Linked DNA regions of Mus musculus: region 2 is linked to region 1. The links are chromatin contacts, found by Hi-C in ENCODE. All regions are on one chromosome and are shown on one strand. Each heading gives the region's core, a stretch centred on a gene start or an enhancer-like site at or near the end of the contact. The rest is flanking DNA. Distances are from core to core; before and after follow the strand shown. Region 1 holds the start of Rhcg (Rhesus blood group-associated C glycoprotein). Region 2 overlaps Wdr93 (WD repeat domain 93).

Region 1 (6,864 bases), core at 1,983-4,482:
CTACTCTGGAAACCAGAGATGCCCAGCAGGCTCCACGAATCCCCTGGGTAGGAATGAGGCCCCACAGCTCACCCTGCATAGGTGCTGATGGCTGCAAGCCAAGAACTAGAAGCACCACAGGGGCCTGCCCTGTCCTACACCCTTGGGAATTACCGGATCATGCAGAAACCAGGGCCTGGAGACCCCCCTGACCAGGAACTTTCATTCTCCTAACTACAGTCACCATGATCAAGGGGGTTCAAAGAGTGGTGCTGGGGAGAGGGAAAGGATAGGATATGGGGGGTCACTCAAGAGGATGGGCTCAGACCCCAGGATGAGCTCACTCTCCTATTGAGTGACTTGTGTGAGACACGTCTGGTACATGGGTTTAGTTTTCTCATCTGTGAAATGGGCATGGGGAGTAGCAATGTCTCCCCTTAGGGATGGTAGAGATGATCAAGGAGAGAGCCCATGCTTGGTTACAGGTACTTCAGTCCTTCCTGTCCTTGCCAAGGAACACCGAGGCCAAGGTTACCTCCCACTTCCTGCTTGCATGCAAGTGCTCCCCCATATCTGTAGGAATTAGTGACAAGGGCAACTGGGGGGCGGGTGCATCCTTGGTGGTTAGGGCTCTCAGAGAAGAGAGCATGCTCCTCCTTCTCTCAGGCCATTCTGAGCCTCTTACCCCACTTCCCAGGCTTCCCTTTCAGAGGTCCCTTGGCTGCCCTGCCCCCTCCGCAGCAACCAGAACTCCCCAGTGTCAGAGACTGGCTGTCTGCTCAGAGCACCAGCATCAGCACCACTGGCCTTGGGTGGTATGAGAAGCAGAGCTGTGTTCCCAATAAATCTAGGAGTCCTTGAGGACCAGAGACCCAGGGTGCACAACTTGTTAGTTCAGAGGGACCAGAAACCCTAATTCACGGGGACGGTCAGGGTTTATGTCTTGGTCCTGACTCATTGCTGCCAGCATCCCTTGGTCATGTCAATAAATGCTAATGGAGTGACAGAAAAGAAGACAAGTGGCTACGATGGAGGGACAGGATAGGAGCTGGGGAGACTGAAGACCACATCCCTTCTTAAGGGACATTAGGTTTTATAGCTTTCCATTGTGGGGTCTTGATGACTATCTACCAAAAAAGATAAAAGAACTACAAACACCTACGGAAGCCTTGCCCTTTCCTGAGGGGCTGACTCTGGTGCCCAGATGTGAGCAAAACAGCTGGAGAGTCAAGAATGAATCCTGCCAGGCATGGTGGCACACACCTTTAATCCCAGCACTTGGGAGGCAGAGGCAGGCGAATTTCTGAGTTCGAGGCCAGCCTGGTCTACAAAGTGAGTTCCAGGTCAGCCAGGGCTACATAGAGAAACCCTGTCTTGGAAAACCAAAAAAAAAAAAAAAAAAAGAAGAATACTAAGCTCGCCTGCTTCCCCGCTCGCTTACCAGGTCCTCACCCAGAAGGGGAAAGTTTGGCAACATGAAAAGCGGGTTTGCACTATGGATTCTGAAACTACAGATGCCGAGACCTCTTTTGAAACACACAGCCCTGAATTGAGCCCCTTTATTTCCAGAAACAGAGAATGCTCCGCTGCTGAGCATACAAGCCACAGAGGGAACAAAGGTTGATATAGGCAGCTGCTGGAGAGAAAACCTTCAGAGTTCCCTCAAAAAAAAATTCAATGGCCCATGACTGCATGAGCACCAACTGGTAGAGGAATTGTCATTGGCTGCTAGTGGACAAAGTGGAAACTCTCAGAAAGCACAAGGGCAATGACTGGGTCCTGGGCTGGGAGTCCAAGGTTAGGCTGCCTGGAGTGACCTTGGGCTGCTCATAAGCTCCCAGAGATGCCTAAAGTCTTAAGGTGCCTGTGTGTAGTGCTCTTGTGATTGACTGCTTTGTTGTAAAGTGAGGATTGCTCCCAGTCCTGTCCCTCACACCCCTCCTCACACCATCACCCCATAGAGAAGGAAGTTAAGGTTCATTTTGATTGGCACCGGCCTGAGACCGCCCACCCTGAAGCAGCAGAGCCACGATAGAAGAGAGGTTTGTCACTTAAGGGCCATATTCTTCTTCATCGTCTTTTAAAAATCTGTTAGAGTGTTTTACCTGAATGCTTGACATGTGTGCCTGGTGCCCAGGGAGGGCAAAAGAGGGCATCAGATTCCCTGGAACTGGAGTTATAGATGGTTGTGAGCAACCATTTAAGGGCTAAGAATCAAACCCCTGGTCTTCTGGAAAAGTAGCCAATGCTCTTAACTGTTGAGCCATCTCTCCAGCCCCTACAGCCATATTCTTAGCCATAGCTTCATAGCTTCACGGATGCAGAAAAATCCCAGGAAAAGGAAGGGTGGCCACTGGCTTTTTCCCAAACCCTGGGACCTTGTGGCCCAGCACCACCTCTGGTCCCACACACAGTCTCAGTATCAGAAGTGGAGAGCTATCATGCCATCATTGTGATCCCTGACATCTATCTATATGTGAGGTGTGTGCAAGCCAGATCACCTGCTACTTAGGTGGTAAAGGTGGAATTCTGGCTTTTGACGACACCAAGTAGGCCAGGGACACAGGAGGCATCTGATGGCTGGGAGAGAGATGAAGGTTAAATAAAAAGAAGAAGAAGAAGAAGAAGAAAAAAAAAACTCAAACTAACCAAACAACAATCACAAAATCGGCCCACTTGTTTCAGGTGACTGCCTCTACCAGACTTTCAAAGTGTGAGCACATCTGACCATTTCTCCAGTGACTGGCTCAGGCTGTACCCTGGTGCAGATTCTACCCTGGGACCAGCTGGGAACTGTGGGGCATCATTGGCCCCCTCCATCTCCAGCCTGTCAGAGCCAGGGGCGGACCTAATGCGGAGCCCAGTCAGGCGCCCGCCCAACTAGCTAGGGTCTATCAGGAGACTCCTTAAGTGAATCTGCGGGCCATAGGACTTACTCGGGTAGCGATAGTAAAACTCGTTCTCAACGTCGCTGGAGATGTTCTTGCGCTTCTTCTCCAACCACCAGTGAGCATCGGCTTGGATGTCGTAGCGCACGAACACGCCAAAGAGAACCACCATGGTCACTTGCAGGATCAGGCAGGTGATGGGCAGCCGCCCCCGAAGGTTGGTGTTCCAGGCCATGCTCCGCACTGCTGGCCGCTTGCTCTGAACGCTGGGCTCCGAGACCAGGGAGACGCTTAAAGGACCGGGACACTGGGCGGGGCGGACGCGGAACAGCTGACCATGGTGCCGCCCACGCGCCTCGGGCTCTACCCAACCGGCGAGAGTCCCGCGGGGCCTCCCGAGCCCAGTACCCCTAGAAGGAAAGCTCCAGGTGATGGGAGCAGGGCAGAAGGAAGATGTAGAACGCCCCAACTTCTGCGCGTCCCGTCGATGCCTGGCCTTTCCCGCCCTGTTCGGGTGAACTGGGAGAGAGGATGCTCATCACTCATCCAGATTAGAACAAAGAATTCCCAGACTGGAATCACTATCCCCATCACCCCCCTCCCCTCATCCTTTTTAGGACACACCTTCGGTAATCTAGGCTGGTTTCAAACACTTGGCAATCCTGCCTCAAGCCTCCGACTTGAGCTACCCACCACTTAAGATCCTTTCCTTTTTCAGTTCATGAACTTTAAAGGAGATGAATGAATAGAAAGTAAAGGAAAAAGGAGAGACTGCCCCAGACCCGAGAAGCGTGGGGGGGCGGGTACAGAAAAGCATGAGGAAGAAAATGAAAACCATCAGTTCTATGCCATCTACATGCATTTAGTCTTTCAAGCCTGTCCGAGAGGGCACAGGAATGACCGTTGGAATATTATTCACATACAGCTTGTGCTACTCAACATAAATAGACATCTCCCCAACTCTTTACATCTTTATTTTATTTTATTTATGTCTTCCTTCCTTCCTTCCTTCCTTCCTTCCTTCCTTCCTTCCTTCCTTCCTCCCTTCCTTCCACAAGACAGTGGTACCCCATGCTGGCATAGTGGAGTCTGCAGAGTTCCCCACACAATGATCAATGCTCAGCCACATGTATTACCTATTGGCAAGTAAGGCTGTAAATCTGGCGCCGATGGAAGTACATGGGAAGGAATTCATGGACACATGGAAAGACCTAAGAATCCCTAAGCTTGTGCCACTGATTCCAGACACACTGTCCAACAGTAGGAACTGGCTAGAACACAAGCATCAGTTATCTTGCTTTTTTTTGTTGTTGTTTTTATTTTTTCCCAGACAGGGTTTCTCTGTGTAGCCCTGGCTGTCCTGAAACTCATTCTGTAGACCAGGCTGGCCTCAAACTCAGAAATCTGCCTGCCTCTGCCTCCCAAGTGCTGGGATTAAAGGCGTGCACCACCACTGCCCGGCTCATCTTGCTTTTAAGAAGGATGCTGGACCTGGCAAGATGACTCAGCTGGTAAAGATGCCTGCCATCAAGTCTTGAGTTAGAGCCCTCAGACCCACATGGTGGGAAGAGAGAACCAACTCCCACAAGTTGTTCCCTGGAGGCATGTGTCCACTTGCGTGCAGACACCCGTGGAAGCCAAAGGCATTTGGTCCTGGACCAGAAGTTACAGGGAGCTGTGAGGCACCGCATGTGTGTGCTGGGAACTGAATTTGGGTCCTCTGTAAGAGCAGTGTATGGTTTTTAAGATTTATTTATTTTATATACATGAGTACACTGTAGCTGTCTTCAGACACCCCAGAAGAGGGCATCAGATCTCATTACAGATGGTTGTGAGCCACCATGTGGTTGCTGGGAATTGAACTCAGGACCTCTGGAAGAGCAGTCAGTGCTCTTAACCACTGAGCCATCTCTCCAGCCTGCAGTATGTGTTTCTAACCACGCAAGGTCCTAATCCTCAGCAGAGCATTGTCATGTTTGGAAACAACCAAACACCAAAGGAGCCTTGCCAGCAAGAGGGAACATTTAGTAAGAGCCTGCTGTGGGAAAATTCTCCTATGTACCTTTAAATTTGCAGCAGTTCATAAGGTAGATGTTGTAGCCACATGCTGGAAGTGAAATTGAGTTCTCTGGTAGGCTGAAGACCTTACCAGAGAGAGATTCATACCCTAGGCCATTTGCTTTCAAAGGCTGAGACCCACCATGCTGTTGGTCCTTCACGGCCAGAGGTAAAAAGAGGCTTGATGTCAGGCAAGCACATCCTTAATGGGGGTGACATCTAGGCCCATGACAATGGAGAGAAGTGGGGTGCACAGACAGTTGTCACATGCAGGCAGATCCCCAGGCCTCTTGGTTCCATGAAGGAACAGACACTGACTGAGAAGAGCCAGCGGGTGGCACTGTCTCTGAGAACAGGCCTGGCAAGGATATGTACGAGGCCTACTCAGCAGAACGACTACCTTAGGGCTAGATAAGGAAGCAGAGGTGGCACACTCATGCCAAGGGCTGCCCATGCCTCTATCAGAGCCCCCTGGCACCCCTATATGGCTGGAACCTGGACTCTCTTTTAGGGACTGCTTACTGGACCCAGAATAGTGTGACCCAGGTCCAGGATGCTGACTGAAGAGCCCTAGAGAACCTCTGTGGGTCAGCCCTGGAGTCACAGGCCAGCCTGGTTCCTCACGAGTAGCATAAGGGAGCCCTGACATTGCCCTTCACAGAGGGCCTGGATTTGATAGGCTGGGCAGTGAGTGTATTCAGAGCACAAGGAACTCAAGGCTGAAGGAAGACACTGTTATCAGATGGTTTCCCCACCCCCACTCCCGCCTTGGTCACATTTCTGGGCCATTCAACTCATAGGTCACCATGAATTAATATTAAAAAAAAAATCGTGTCACCTTGCGGAAAGCAAGCATGGTTCTGCTGCACTAACATTCCGGATAACAAAAGCATTCATTTATTTAAGATGTCAATATATAACAGTGCTCAAGCATTTTTTTTTTTTTTTTTTTTTTTTTTTGGTCCTAGAGGTGGATTCAGGACTTTGGACATAGTAAGCAAGCACTCCATCCATCCCTGAGTTATCCTCCCTGCCTCAGTTTTTTATTCCCAGAACTACTAGGCTGGACACAGTGGTGTACACCTTTAATCTCAGGGCTCAAGAGACAGGCAATGGGATCTCTGTGAGGTCGAGGCCAGCACATTCCAGGCAGACCAATGCTTCATGGTAAAACCCTATTTAAAACCCAAACTTCCTCCCTTTCTTTTTTGGCAGTACTGGGGATTGATCTTAGGGCCTCATGCACACAGGCACGTGTTCCACTGCTGAGCTGCAGTTAAAACCCTTACTTCAACTTAAGCACCTGAGTGCCCCCAAGCCAAGTATTATCTCCCCCCACCCCATTCCTACTCATCTGTAAAATGGGAACAATAATGACCTGGTTTTAGTTTAGTTTAGTTTAGTTTAGTTTAGTTTAGTTTTTAAGATTTATTTATTTATTTATAGCCGGGCGTGGTGGCATATGCCTTTAATCCCAGCACTTGGGAGGCAGAGGCAGGCAGATTTCTGAGTTTGAGGCCAGCCTGGTCTACAGGGTGAGTTCCAGGACAGCCAGGGCTACACAGAGAAACCCTGTCTTGAAAAACCAAAAAAAAAAAAAAGATTTATTTATTATTATACATAAGTACACTGTAGCTGTCTTCAGACACCCCAGAAGAGGGCATCAGATCTCATCACGGATGGTTGTGAGCCACCATGTGGTTGTTGGGATTTGAACTCAGAGGAGTCAGTGCTCTTAACCACTGAGTCATCTCTCATGACCATGACCTGGTTTTAAAGACTCAAGGTCCGTCAGTGTGTAATGGTAGAAAGATGCTTGGGCTTGCATTTGGAGCTGGTGACTGCTTCCCCTTGCTGGGTGAACTGGAGAAAATTCTTAATCCCGCTGGGCTTGAGGACTCAACAGTAAAAAGAATATGAGGAATGGGCATCTCCAAAG
Region 2 (6,905 bases), core at 1,721-4,220, 160 kb after region 1:
TTTACTCCATTTCCCGCGTGACTGTGGCCATACCTGCTGTTTCTCACTTAGAAAATTAAACTGTTTTCTTGTGCCAGGGCTGTGCTCTAGCGCCTCCTTTTGTATTATAATAATTGTTTTTTTTTATATTCTTAGAGAATGTCATGGGTATACACATTATATTTTAATCATATTCATCTTCCACTGCCTTGCTCCACATCCTCAGACACGCCCTCCCCCACATCCCCATCCAACTTTGTGTACTTTGTTGTTGGTTTTTTAAACCTACTGGGTCCAGTTAGTTCTGCTCATGTGCACATTGCTGTGGAGCCATTTTTTTAGAGCATAGGGAACCTGGCAGAGGCTACATCACAGGAGAAAAAGGACGTTCCCTCCCAGTATCTTCTCAGATGAGGGTGGCCTCTGCACCCTTCTTCACGCACACTGCAGTGCTGATTGGCTTGCTCTGTGCTGTCCCTGTGTATGGAGCCACAGCTGGGGTGAGTTCCTGGGGACAGTGTCCCTGTCACGTCCAGAAGACGGTGTGTTACACTGGTCTCTGGCGCTTGTGAACTTTGCACACTTCTGCCTTGATGTTCCTATGCCGTGGTGGGAAGGGAGTGACAGACATGTGGATTTGGGGCTGAACAGTCCATATTCATGTATGTAGAAGTCAGTTTAATACTATGTCCATTTAGCAATACGGAGTGTTGTTGGGGAGTGGGGGTATCTGGTACTCCTTCTTGACAAACATTTCAAAAGGAGGTATCCCACATCTAGCACTGGGCTCTTGGCCTGAGCACTGTCTATCTGTCCAGAGCCCAGTGATTTTAAATAAAGTCTCACTGGAACACAGCTTCACAGATAATCGGTGGCCGCTTGTGTGTCTCCATGGCAGTGGTTGTAATGGAGAGCCCGTGACTTTTCAGGTATGAGTTGTTTACTCTCTGGCCGTTTATAGGAAATGCCCGTCTGCCACTGATTTCATTCTCTTCTCCGTCGCAGATGGCTATTGCGGGTGGATGTCTTATCCTTTATTCACTTCACCCTCCCCAACCCTTTGCTTGCTTTCCTTTCTGTTCACAAAGCCCAATGAACAGACGCAGGCTCCCTGAAGGAACAGGAGTCTCACTTCACGGGGCATCTCAGGACGCTATAAATCCTTGACGGTTCCCACAGTGGCCTGGCTGCTTATTTTGGGTGGGAAGAGGTCAACTGTGGGTTGCTCGTCTCATCCCTGGCCTGACTTTCCGGAGCGTCCCAGATGATAGGTTTATCCCCTTCCAAGACTTATCTCATAAAAAGTAGCCTCTGAGCTTCTGTGGTTTCTTCAGTCAGGGGAACACCCATGAGGTTCATCAGAGTCTCTCCCCTTTCTTCATTTAGACCTCTCCCTCAGGAAGTACAATGGCCAAGATATAGAGGTTTAAGACCAGACAGGCCTAGGTGTGAACTTTGACTCTCCCATTTACTAGCTAGGAGACAAAGGCTGGGTCACCCTTTCAGTGCCTGTCCCTAAGCTCACGGATACAGAGCATCTACCACTGCTGAGCCATGTTGCGGGTATTTTGAGTAGGCCTAACTTCTAGGGCTTGTAGGTTTTAGGTAAGATAATAAATACCAAGTGCCAGACATAGTGTGTGTCTTAGTGTTCTATTGCTGTAAGAGACCATGACTAAGGCAAGTCTTATAAAGGGAAGCATTTAACTGGGGGCTGGCTTACAGTTCCAGAGGCTTAGTCCATTATCATCATGGCAGAGAGCATGGAGACAGGCAGGTGTAGTTGGATAAATAGACAAGAGCTACATCTTGATCGCCAAGGGGAAAAAGAGACGAACGAGACACAGAGAGAGACAGACAGTCAGAGAGGAGTGAGGGTCTGGTGTGGGGTTCTGAAACCTCAGAGTCCACTCACAGTGACATACTTTCTCCAACAAGACCACACCTCCACATTTTTCTAATCTTTTCAAATAGTATCACTCCCTGGTGACTAAGCCTTCAAATCTCTGAGCCTGTGGAGGCCACCCTTATTCAAACATGGACAGACATGTGGATTTGGGGCTGAACAGTCCATATTCATGTATGTAGAAGTCAGTTTAATACTATGTCCATTTAGCAAACTACGGAGGTCAGTGGACTGTTCAGCCCCAAATCCACATGATGTTTAGCCCATCAGTAGGTACGCTGTCCCCTTCTGTTAAAATCAGAATGTCTGAGGGCTGGAGAGATGAGTCAGAGGTTAAGAGCTCTTGCAAAAGACTGGGGTTTGATTCTCAGCACTCACAGGGTGGCTTACAACTGCCTGTAATCCACTTCCAGAGGAAGTGACATTATCTTCTGGCCTCTGGGGCACTGCATGAATGCAGTGAACACACATATATGCAGGCAAAACCCCCATACACATAAAGTGAAATAAATCTAAAACAGTTGAGAGAGAGACAGACGCAGAGAGAGACAGAGAAAGAGACAGACATGTGGGAGCCTGGGGAAATCCTAAATATGACCACTAGGTGGCAGCACAGTTCCCCTCTGCTTTCTATTTCGCAGGGCCAGCCTGCACTTTCCTCTTTGCCTGCTAGGCTAGCCACCACCCCTGAGCTGCACTCCAGCCCCCTGCCTGCTTTGCCCTTCTTTGCTGAGCAACTTAAGAGGCTCTCTGTATCTCACTTGGGGACGTCTGTTGCTTGATCAAGAAAGGAACGCGGTCTCATGGATCTTGGGAGAGGAAGGGACTCTGGAGGAGGGGCTGTTCGGCTGACACTGCGTGGGTCAGAGGTTTGGCAGCAATGCTCAGGAGCATTCTGGACCCTGGGGACCTGCGCTTCAGATAAATGTAGGGGAAAGTGTCACGATTTCTACACTGTACTTCCAAATGACTCAGGAGCGTATTTATAGAGACAGAAAGTAAAAATGGTAAGAGATGGTGAAATCCAGGGAAATGTTTATAGAGAGCCCAAGGGAACTAGAGCTGAGGTCAGCGAATGTGGGTGAAGGGCCATCGGACTCTGCACCCTTTTAACAGGCATGGAAGTTTTCAAAAGAAAAAGACAGGGAGAACTGATAAGCCATGACGATAGTCCCATCCTGGTTTTGAGTCAGGAAGAAGATGGGGGTGTGTATTTGTGGGACATGGGTACAGTGGGGCGGTGAGCAGGTGTGGTGGTTTTCCTTGTGTTTTCCTGTAGCTTTCCCACAGAACACCGCCATTGTTTTGGCAAACAGACTGCAAACAGTAGTGGAGTGCTTCCCAAGGCCATGGTCTGAGCTTGCTTTTGCTCCTGGAGTGGGCGGGGCTCTGTGGCCTCCCAGTTTAATCTTGCTTCCTTCCCCATCTTTCTATGCTCAGCCAGCCTTACTCCTTATAGGGTGACATTTCCCACTTTACCCAGAGGTCAGTAACATGACACCTGCCTGTGGGAGTTGACCCAGGGCCCCTGGACCACCAACCAGACCACCGCAGTCTGGGTAACTCACTTCCCTTCACCTTAACCAAGTGATCTTGTCATAGATACCTGATGAGAAGCCAGACATGGTGCCACCGTGCCACCTTAGCACTTGGGGTGCTGAGGCAGAAAGGTGGGGATTTGAGACCAGCCTAGCAAATGTAGCAAAACATTGTTCCAAAAACAGAAAGAGAATTGTATTTTTAGTGTGTGTGTATACATATTTATAAAACTTTGGAAAACATGAATATGCAAAAAAGTAAATTTAAATAACCCATACTCCCACCACCCCCACCCCAAGTCATCAGCACCACCATTGACATTCCTTCCTGGTCACTCAGCCTGGCATTTCACCAAGTTAAGGTCCGGTTTCATGCATGTGCTTGTGTCTGACTTTATATTGCTTCAGCATATGACTTTCTGTAGATGTGTGCATACATGTGCAGGGTCATATGAGGAGACATGTGTGTGGTGTCTATAGAGGCCAGCACCTCCGAGGCTATCCCTTCTTATTTTTAGTTACCGCTTACCTTGGGGACTTCCGGTCGGGTTATTTTGGCTTTTCCGTTTGATTTGTTTGGTTGATTTTGTTGTACTGGTGTGTATGGGTGCATCTACATGTGAGTTCAGTGCCCTGGGAAAGCGGAGTTGATCCCTTGGAGCTGGAGTTACAGGCAGTTGTGAGCCACCCGACTTGGGTGCTGGAAATGAAATGCAGGTCCTCTGCCAAGAGCAGTGCGTGCTCTTAGCCACGGAGACATCTTCAACCCTATTTGTTTGTTTTTGAGACAGAGTCCTTCACTGGCCTGGGGCTTGCCAGGCCGGGCAGGCTAGCTGTCCTCTGAGGCCCCAGGGGTCCTTTGTCCCTTACCTTCCCAGCACTGATCACATTTGTGCACTGTCACTTTACAGATGGAGCTGTCCCCTTAGCCCCTGGTTTTTAGTTTTGAGAGATATCATTATTGTGTCGGTCAACTTCCTGGCACTGTAACAAAATACCTCAGATGATTAACTTGTGAGTAGAAAAGGTTTCTTTGGCTCCTAGCTTTGTAGACTGTAGTTCATGGTCATTGGGCATTACAATGGGGAACACGGGACAGGATAAGACAGCCCTGCATGACAGACATTTTAGGCAAAAAGAGTAGGAAGAAAGGGCTTATACAGGGGGCTTCCTGCCCATGCCATGCCTGGAAACACCATGATTGATTAGCCAATACCAAAGGTTCCTACGTATCATGCCATTATAAAATTCACCTCTCCTGTCATCATTACCAGCTGGGTCATTATGAATGCTGTCTTTTTTTTTTTTTTTTTTTTTTGAGACAGGGTTTCTTTGTGTAGCCCTGGCTATCCTGGAACTCACTCTGTAGACCAGGCTGACCTCGAACTCAGAAATTCACCTGCCTCTGCCTCCCGGGTGCTGGGATTAAAGGCATGCACCGCCACGCCCGGCCCGGCCTTTTTAAAACTCTTAATGCCAAGCTACTGTTCCTTTCTTTCTTTTTTTCTTTTTTTTTTTTTTGTTAAAGATTTATTTATTTATTATGTGTAAGTACACTGTAGCTGTCTTCAGACACTCCAGAAGAGGGCATCAGATCTCATTATAGATGGTTGTGAGCCACCATGTGGTTGCTGGAATTTGAACTCTGGACCTTCGGAAGAGCAGTCGGTTACTCTTACCCACTGAGCCATCTCGCCAGCCCCATGAATGCTGTCTTGTCTGTGCTGCCCATCATAATGACTACCATCACCTTGTTTCTGAGATTCGATGCTGCCACCTGGCCCTTGCTACTCCGGGGCCCATCTAAATGCATTGAATTCATCCAGTAGAGCAGTAGCAGCTCCAACCCTAAGGTCTGGCACAGGGAAAGGGGCAACAACAAAGCTCTTCAAATGTGCTGGTGCCCCTCTCACCAGTTTGTGTCTTACAGGGCTAGTGAAGGGCACGTCTTCTGGGCCTTCCCATTGTGGACATGAGGTTTTACACAATGTATCCACTCTGCATTGAAGTTTCCCTGAGCCCTACAAGCCCTTTGTCAACACTCAGCCAAGGGATGTCAGGCGTCTCCAACTCCTTTTCTGTCAGTAGGCCATCTTTTGATAAATGCTTCAGCCAACCAATTAAACAAACCCTTGACACCTTTTTAATTGTGGGAGCTTCCATATTAAATCTAGAATCTCGACTACAGTGGGTCCACGTCAATGAACTCAGTTCCTTCCACCATTATCCCACACCCTTAAAGTCCATTCCCACACACACTCCCCAGACTTCTGCTTGAATGAATTAGCAAACTCACTAAGCTCCGTAGTAGTGTAGCACACTTCCTCACGGACTACACTTTCTACCTCCCCTCCAGGGGCCTGCTTGGCCTTGAGTCTGGCTGTAGGTCTAGAAGAAACTATTGGTGGGCCTTGACGAACATCAGTATTGTATTGTCTGGGATTTTCCTCAGTGAAAGTCACTGTTGGTTTATCAGACTCTGAGGGATTAACATCTCTCATGTGAAAAAGCATTATTTCAAAGGCTGGGGCTGAGGGCACTGCTTCCTGGGGTGAGGTGAACCCTGGAGAATCTGAGGGTTCCACATTGGGGCTCCTTCTGAAACATGGCTGTGGGCCTGCAAGCCAGAGTCTGGGTCTGACACCCACTCGTGGTGACTATGGGAAACCCCAGAGACCTTTGAAACTGTGTCTGGGCTTTATACAGAAAGCATTGGTGGTGCACGCCTTTGATCCCAGCACTTGGGAGGCGGAGGCAGGCGGATCTCTGAGTTTGAGGCCAGCCTAAATTTGTAAATCTTTCGCAAAACTTCTTAGAGCCAGGCACGGTAGCACAAGCCTTTAATCCCAGCACAATGGAGGCAGAGGCAGGTGGATGTCCATGAGTTCAGAGACAGCCTGGTCTATATACTGAATTCCAGGTCAGCCAAGTGTATATATGGTTTTTAAATTTTGTTTGCTTGCTGTTTTGATTGGTGTGGAACCCCAGGACTTTGGAATGCTAGGCAGATGTTCTGCCCCTGGGCTGGGTTCCCAGCCCTTGGCATTTCCTTACAGCTCTCTTTAAACATTTTTGATTTTTTGTTTGTTTGTTTGTTTGTTTTGAGACAGGGTTTCTCTCTATAGCCCTGGCTGTCCTGGAACTCACTTTGTATACAGACTGGCCTCAAACTCAGGAATCCGCCTGCCTCTGCCTCTCAAGTGCTGAGATTAAAAGCGTGTACCACCATGCCCAGCCTAAATGCTTTTGATTTTTAAAAATATTTATTTATTGTTAAATCTAAGTACACTGTAGCTGTCTTCAGACGCACCAGAACACGGCATGAGATCTCATTACAGGTGGTTGTGAGCCACCATTTGGTTGCTGGGATTTGAACTCAGGACCTTCAGAAGATCAGTCAGTGCTGTTCTTCCTGCTGAGCCATCTCACCAGGCCTAAAAAGAAGTGTTTAAAAATTATGTTTGTGTGTGTGTGTCCTCGTC

The links. A loop is a pair of places that touch in the nucleus more often than their neighbours do.
Region 2: a map of left cerebral cortex shows a loop between it and region 1 (2.7-fold over the local background). The contact joins the enhancer-like site here to the promoter of Rhcg in region 1. A Hi-C loop is called at or near these places in 8 of 37 maps with a recorded cell type or tissue (adrenal gland, heart and left cerebral cortex).

The regions. Positions count from the first base shown.
Region 1 is chr7:79,614,425-79,621,288 of GRCm38, forward strand. Rhcg (Rhesus blood group-associated C glycoprotein) reads right to left here and starts at 3,233. Exons shown (of 11, transcript NM_019799.3): 1 at 2,916-3,233. The coding sequence starts at 3,102.
Region 2 is chr7:79,778,226-79,785,130 of GRCm38, forward strand. All of the region lies in intron 17 of Wdr93 (WD repeat domain 93), which reads left to right. Among named protein-coding and RNA genes, the nearest start is that of Mesp1, 12 kb to the right of the region's middle. Within about 2 kb of position 2,971, at least 1 of the 3 ENCODE cell types and tissues checked has a DNase peak (open chromatin) inside an H3K27ac peak, as active enhancers do; it is heart, where a contact is called at or near this core.